Linked DNA regions of Mus musculus: all the other regions are linked to region 1. Evidence: chromatin loops called from intact Hi-C (ENCODE). Cell type or tissue: left cerebral cortex. All regions are shown on one strand.

Region 1 (2,500 bases):
CTGAGTTCCATCCTCAGCGCCATGAATTAATCAATCAATGAGTGTGCCTACAAACCAAGAGGCATAGCATCTCAAAGAGAAGCCACCATTCCAGCCGCATGTCAGGGGTTCCAGCTGACAGGGCGTGTGATGGAAGAGTGAGGAGTCTGCCTGTCTAGAGGGCTAGCACTCCCCACACATGCTCACAAAGCACATCACCCCTCCAGCTTCCAATCCTTATTTACATAGTGGAAGCATCAGGCACTCTGGTGTAGTTCCCCAAGCGTAAAGGGTTTGTGTCCAGTTAGCACCCAGTGGATGATATATAGGGATGGGTAGAAAGGTCAGGGAAGGAGCTAAGAGGCTGCAGAGGAGAAGCTCTGCAGAAGAAGGCCTGCACTGAGGCCACCTTTCATCAGGTGAAGTGGCTCGCTCAGGGTCACCAGACAAAGCTCCTTCCTAATGAGGTAAGTACTTTCTCCCCCTTCCCCATCCCCCCTCTCCTTTTCATTTTTTCATTCATTCCTTTGTTTGCCAGGCTCAAAATCCATCTCAAAGGTACTGAGCCTCAGATGATTCCGAGAAGCCAAGGCCTGCCAGAGAGAGAGGCGTTTATAGATGGGAGCAGAGAGGCCAAAGTGAAAGAGGAATGGCTGGGACCAAGAAGAAGAAAACAAAGCAGAGGAATGAGTGCAGAGCTCCAGGTAGGTTTAAGTCAGGTGAACACACTGTGGAGATGGAAGGATGCAAGGGTCTATAGAATGCTGTGGGGGTGCAAGCATCAGCAGTCACTATCCTGAAGCCACCTATCCAAAGGGGGAAAGGAAGAAGCGAGCAGATCCAAGCCTCCAAGGCTCTCCTCCCTCACTGTCTGACCCCTCTGGCAGGGTCAGACAACTGGTTCAGTCTCAGGCCCTCTGGATGCCACCACCAAGGAATGAGAAACACAAAGAGCAGGACTGGACCTGACAGTGGGTGGGCTGAGCTCAAAGGCAGAGCTTGTACAGCTCCAAGGAAGCCCAGCAAGGCTCCCAGGAAGGTGTGCCCCCAGATGGGAGAAGGCCTATCTATCATACCAACGTGTACGTGCTGGCAGCAAGTATGTCTCTGGGCTTGCTCTGAACACAGAAAAGGGGTGCTTTTAGTCAGTTCTGGATGGTGTCAGTTGAAGTGCTGTCTCTGGGAGGCACCAGCGTCACATGGGTGAAAAGAGCAGATCAACAACCGACAATACAGTCCCTGCACACTGACTGCCCCTCCCTTGCCCCTTGCTCTCTTTGCCTAGTATTTCAGATTTGTGGCTAGAGACTGTCTTCCGTACAAACACCAGGCATAAGCTGCTATGCAGCTTGTGGTCCCAGGGTCCTCTCCACACACTGACGATGTATGGCCTGCCTCTTGATAGCCTGAGTACAGATCCTCTCGCCATCAGACAGGAGAAAGAGTACAGGGACTCAGACCATCTGCTCCATCCTGGCACTGAGCACAGATGTGGCACCCTGTGACCGCTCTGAGGAGGTAAAAGAGTAAATGTGTGAGAGAGTGGAGGCAGACATGTAAGCAGGAGAGCAGGAAAACAGTACGAGGAAGGAAGAAATACTTGTTTTGGCTATGTTGAAGCAATATAGGGGTTCAATAAACACATGGTCTTGTTTGTTTGTCTGTTGGGGATTTTGTTTTGTTTTATTGAGACAGTGACTTATTTTGAATGCCTGGCCTGAAACTTTCTATGTAGACCAGACTTGTTTCGAACTCACAGTGATCCACCTGCCTCTGCCTCCCAAGTGCTGGGATTAAAGGCGTGTGCCACCACATCTAGCATACACAGTTTTGCTGAACTTACTATCTGCCCATTTGCATTCTAGCTTAGACTCATGACAGGTCCAGACCCTCAAGGCTAACAGCTTCCTCTAATATATTCAGTTGTCAGGCCCAAGTGGGATGCGGATAAATCCTGTCCTGCCCCTCATAGTCAAAGACAGAGAAAGCAAGAGGTAGAGAAGCAAGAGCCTTAGCTAAGGTCAGGAGACAGACAGGGTATCAGAATGATAACATTCCTGTGGGCAGGGATTGCCTGTCTGCTATAGTGATAATTCTGGTTTCTTTAGGAAAAAGAAAAAACAACCCACAGAAATAAGAATGTGTTTTGTTTTACTCTCTGCCGTGGGTATGGGGCTGACTCAGACTGTCCACAGCAGCTATGCCTTGCCTAGTGTTCTCCCAGGGGAGCGATTTTGCCAGCAGCAGATGGTTTTTGCAACTATGACTTTTCAGAGGGTATATAAATAAATGTTAGGGCTCTGGAGAGGCGGGATGGGTTGTTGGTTGTCGATTGTTGGTTGGTTGTTGTTAGTTGTGGTTTGTTAAATAGTCATTCACAAAGAAGAAGAAAATTGGACAGCCAATATCAAACTTGCCTCAAGGAACTCTAAGTTCCTAGTCACAGGAAGTAGTCTAATAATAATGTTGCCCCCCTGTCTCTCTATTTTTTTTCTCTCTATCAAGTATTAAGGGTTGAAAG
Region 2 (2,500 bases), 110 kb after region 1:
AAGTGTCATCCCTGTCTCACTGCTAAGTATCTCTGCCAGGTTGCCAAACTTGCACATGTTCTTCCTGCAGCCCAATTGCCCTAGCCCACCCAAGCTGACAGGCAAAGGACCTGCACACCTTCCCCTCCATGGCAAGGTCTCAAATACTGCCCTCGCCCCCGTCTCTGCACTCACTGACCCTTGGATGAAGAGTACTCAGCTGGTAGAGCAGAGTCCCAAAAACAAGGGAGAAGGTCTGTTCACCGCTAAGCGCTCATCTGTTCACTACTTGTTCGCTGTGAGCTAACGTAAGCTGGAGTCTCCATGGCATCCTTCCTTCCCCTCGAAGTACATCCCATTCCCTATTCTCCGTTCCCCACATCTGACCAGGGCTCTCCGCTGTCTCAGTGCAGAAGCAAGACCCTGTGATCAGATGAAGAGCAAGAGCGGAGGCTCAGCTGGGTTGCCAGCATAAATTCAAAGCTTTGGCCAGGAATAAAAGAAGCAAAGCCTTGTCTTCTCTGAATGTGAACTTGGAAGAAAAGATTTGCTCAGGGGAATCACAGCCATCTATGAACAGAAGGGGAATTACCCATGCCTAAAATCAGACTGTCCTGGACTGAAGATAAGCAGGACAGCAACAAGTACCCCAATAGTTCCCTGGCTAAACAGATAAAAATCCCACTCCTCCTTTTTACAAAGATTACAGTGGGCCCAGCAGCAAAACAGCAAGGCTGCCTTCTAAGTAGCAGCCTGGGGACCCAGACTCGGGCCCTCTTGTGGCTGGGCCACACAGAATCCATGGCTCACAGGTACCCTGCAAGGAAAACAAGAACCAGGAAATGTTCGTTCTCCAGTTGATCTCTCCCCCAGCCTGGACCGCACAGCAGTTCTATTTATACCCCAGTAGCCTGAGCAAGTCACATGGTCCCAAGGAGAAAACTGAAATAGGACTTAGTAAATAAATGTATTGTGTCTGCCTCAGCCAGTTTGATCTAGCTTCCCTGTGGTCTTCATCGAAAATGCTGTTTAAATGGGTTACCAGTCAGATGCCAGGGGTCCTGCTGGATGCTAGGGCTAGAACAGCTAGAATGGTGATGATTGGGGCACGTCTACTGCCATCTGCTGGGCTTGCAGCAGAGCAGACTTGGGGAAAGGGCAAAATGAGAACACAGTCAAGGCAAGTACAGAGAAAGCTGCCCTATCAGGATCAGGATGTAGGATACAAAGGATGCTGAGGACACCTGGGGACCGAACCCAGTTTGTAGAAGAGCAGAGAAGTGGCCCAAGCGAGCCTCAACCTTATAATGCCCCTGCCCCTGCCCCTGCCCCTGCCCCTGCCCCAGCCTGCTAGGTGCTAGAATTACAGGCACCTTCCACCACACCCTCTTCAGATGAGATCTTAAAGGTGAAGAAAATAAGTTACTCTCTCTCTTCATCTCCTCTCTCTGTGTGCATGCCCTTTTTCTCTTTCTTTCTCTCTCTCTCTCTGACCCACTCCCTCCCCCACTTTCCTCATGGCAACTTCCCAACCTCAGTCCTTGGGTCCAGTGAACTCTCCTGGCTGAGAGAAGCTTCCCAATAAACCCGCCTTGTGTGTGTGTGTGTGTGTGTGTGTGTGTGTGTGTGTGTGTGTGTGTGTAAAGTTAACAAGGAAAGATGAGTCAAGGATAGAAGACAGAAAAAAGGAATCAAGTTAGTTGTCAAGTTAGACAGCTTGCCCCAACCCCCATGCAAAGATGTGCTTCTGAAAGATGAAACAAGTTCTAGGTAAGGTGAGAAATGAGGCTGAAGGCAGCAGCAAGAGTTTACTAACACACACATCAGTGGTCTTCAGATGCCTTGAGGTACAGGTGAGTCACTGTAGCCAGAAGAGACTTCGGTACAAGGCTGGCAAACCTTGGTCTCCTCAGTCACATCAGCTGTCTGCTCTCTGAAGTTTGTCGCTCTACCCTCAAGCAGCAGGCTTTTCAAGTAAAACAAAGGCCAGCTTATCTGGTGCTCACAACAGCCCTGATCCCTCCCAAGGTGTGCCCAGCACCAACAGAACAGCCCTGAACCTCTTCCATCAAGACCAGGCGACTCTGGCTTCAGGAAGCTTCTTCCTGCATAAAGGGAGAAACCTAACAGAGACTCAAAATACTGGAGGGCTGAGGAGCTGAAATCAGCCACTATAATTACCAATATTTTTATCTGTTGTCCAAAAGAAGAGCCTTGGATCATCTTCCAAGTGTGTCTCTGTGGAAGTTCGCCTACTCCTTCCTAAGTACTCCAGACTCCCGGTCAGAGGCAGGCCCAGATTCCAGGCCGCCACAAAGACAAAACCAACACTTAGGCATCTGAGCAGCCTCCTCCATCTCTGGTTGGATTTTTTAGACAGAGTCTCAACTATACAACCCAGGTTGGCCTCAAACTCAGGATCCTCCTGCCTCCGCCTCCCAGGTGCTAGGATCACAAGTGTATTACATTATACCCAAATGAGACAAAGAGAATCCCTTATCTGCTATGAGGAAGGAGAAAG
Region 3 (2,500 bases), 220 kb after region 1:
GAATGGTAAGCTCCCACAATGCATGTCGCTGAGTGAGTGCTGAGTGCGCATCCAGGAGCTGGAGGCCCGGGCCCCCGCCTGCACCCATCTGTCTTCCTCTGTACTTTCGACCTGAGACAACAATGACAGCAAGGTCTCTCTTCATGCCACTGAGTCACTGAGCAAGCTAACAGGCCCTTTATGTGACACTTAGTCACTAGAAAGCACACTGTGGTGAGGAAAAGGGTGTTTGCAGATGGGGTGTCTGCACTCCAGAGTGACAAACTGAAAGTGTAGAATTGTGAAGTCTTTCCTAACACTCACTCATTTCAAGAAGTTCATGTGTCTCTCAAAGTTCTGCTATGCGCTCCTGACCCATCCTGCAGAAGGCTGAACATGGCCAGTTCTTGATTCATTCATATCATGGCAGGGAAAACTCAAAAACAGCAGTGGGAGGAGCTGCTATGGATAAATGAGTTCTGTGTGAACTCTACTTCCTGAAAGAAAATCCTGTGGTTAAAATAAGTCAGCTCAAATAGGACAGCTAAGGCCACTCCTCCAGCTTTTGGATGCCAGCTCACTTCCAAGTGAGAAGTTATCAGTCAAAAAAGAACACACTTTTAAACAGTAGCAAATATCACAACAGTGCCAGGCCAGAGGGAAACATCATGGTTAAACTTCCACTAGGCTGGAGAGACGCTCTGTGAATAATTCGAATGTTAGCAAGCACGAGGACTGGAGCTCATGGGCCAGGACCATCGGCCCCACACAAACAGCAAAGCCAGTGGCATGGGAGCTGCCCATGTGCTGAAGCACTGAGGACACAGAGACGGAGGGTCCCAAGGGCCATCTGACTTCACTGTCATACTCAGTGAGCTCTGCGTGCAGCAAGAGACCCTGCAGTCAAGGATGGTACCCAATATCAATTCTAGGCCTCACGCACATGCCTGTTCATGCATGTGTATGTCCATGCATAGGGACATGCATACCTACACAGGCACACCACACAAACTCATTCAAGAAAAGAAGTGACTTACAAAATCTCTCACACCCACTCATTTCCCCTCCTTAAGTCCTGCTCTGTGGCAATTCACTCCTCTAGGGGTTCCTTTCTGTTGTCTTTCCTGCTGTTTTCTCCCTTTTATTTGCTTGCTTCTTTGTTTGTTTATGTGTCTGGGTGTTTCGCTTGTGTGTATGTCTGTGCACCGTCTGTGTGTAGTACTGCAGAGGTTAGATGAGGCACCAGATATCCTGAAACTGGAGTTGCAGACAGTTGTGAGCATGTGGGTGCTAGGCATCAAACCTGGATCCTCTGGGAGAGCAGCCAAGTGCTCTAAGCACTGAGCCATTTACTTCTCCAGAGGCCTCAGCAGCTCCGTTTGGACCTCTCCCCTCCCACTGCTCTTCCACTCATCCTTATTACATCGCTTGTACATCCACATCCATCCCTACTCGGCATCTCTACAGATGTCCGCCATACTGACTAGACTAGTGTCCCCTCCCCCAGATCTTGGGAGAACTGACTCCTTCCAATCTTCTGGTCTCTGTGTTCCGCGCTGCACCCAGGGGAAATGCTCCTCTCACTCTGTGAGTTCCAGTTCTGCACCCTCAGTGGCTTTCTGCTTGTACAGGACATTAGTCAAATGTCTAGGCTCAGGAGATCTGGCCTTTGCCCTGGCAAGCTTCTTCCTGTCACCTCAACAAGCTGCCCTCTCACGTTGCTAGAAACCTCTCCTCCCAGCAGGAAGACCTGAGTCTAAATCTCAGCAAGAAGAAGAAAACAGTGTGACTATGTGTGCCTGTAATCCTGGCACTGTAGAACAGGGGGTCATGGAACTCATTGGCCAGCTGCCACATCACTGGCTTTGTGTTCACTGAGAGGCCCTGTCTCACACTAAGTCAGAGAGCAACAAAGGAGGACACCTGAGGACCAACTCTGAATCCCCACACACAAATAAAGACATAAATAAGGCCCTCTCCCTATACCACCTTTCCACATGATCAAGAGTCTTATCACTTAAGGGCCTCCCCAGAAAGGCTGGTGACCAACTTGTCTAAAAGAGCGTACCAACCCTGGATTCTCCATCTGCCATCAGAACCAACAAGTACATGATGAGCAGGCTCTTTTGCCCTCCAGGACCCCTGGAGAAAGACTGTCTCCTTTCACTTTGCTGCTCAGCTCAGACACTAGCACAGAGCAGGCATCAAGAGTGTTTGCACTCAGGTCACACCTACCTTGCACCAGACATACTATTTAAAGCACTCAGCCCAGAGTCAACAAAGCGGTTGCAGCCAGGTGCTATCATAGACTAGAAGCTTCTGAGCCAGCACCAGGCTTCTATACCCACACATTAATTTACCTATTATAAACTCCCCCCTACCCTTCTCTGTATACCAAATTTTAGCAATGCCCAGACGGGCCTGTTCACTGATGTATTATCTGTAGCTGTCTTCTCACTAGGACAGCTTCAGTGGTCATGACAGAGACCATATGTTCTAAATAGCCGGAAGAATTCACTCT

Evidence for each region. Hi-C counts contacts between places; a loop is a spot of excess contacts. Peaks named below come from ENCODE experiments on the same cell type or tissue, not always from the same donor. Only the 100,000 strongest peaks of a DNase experiment are listed, where the experiment ranks them.
Region 2: a loop joins it to region 1, with 2.8 times the contacts of the local background. A loop is called at or near these places in 3 of 42 quality-filtered maps.
Region 3: a loop joins it to region 1, with 3.0 times the contacts of the local background. A loop is called at or near these places in 10 of 42 quality-filtered maps.

The regions. Positions count from the first base shown.
Region 1 is chr16:11,690,656-11,693,155 of GRCm38, reverse strand. All of the region lies in intron 18 of Snx29 (sorting nexin 29), which reads right to left. Among named protein-coding and RNA genes, the nearest start is that of 4833415N18Rik, 88 kb to the left of the region's middle. In left cerebral cortex, a CTCF peak has its summit at 1,166; DNase peaks (open chromatin) are centred at 1,260 and 2,196; H3K27ac peaks cover 1,897 bases.
Region 2 is chr16:11,578,360-11,580,859 of GRCm38, reverse strand. The region is part of intron 15 of Snx29 (sorting nexin 29); the gene reads right to left. Among named protein-coding and RNA genes, the nearest start is that of Gm32100, 4.1 kb to the left of the region's middle. In left cerebral cortex, a CTCF peak has its summit at 1,107 (motif pointing left); DNase peaks (open chromatin) are centred at 1,023, 1,633, 2,256, 2,495 and 1 more place; H3K27ac peaks cover 790 bases.
Region 3 is chr16:11,473,400-11,475,899 of GRCm38, reverse strand. All of the region lies in intron 13 of Snx29 (sorting nexin 29), which reads right to left. Among named protein-coding and RNA genes, the nearest start is that of Gm32100, 110 kb to the left of the region's middle. In left cerebral cortex, no CTCF peak of the experiment used is centred here; DNase peaks (open chromatin) are centred at 173 and 1,409.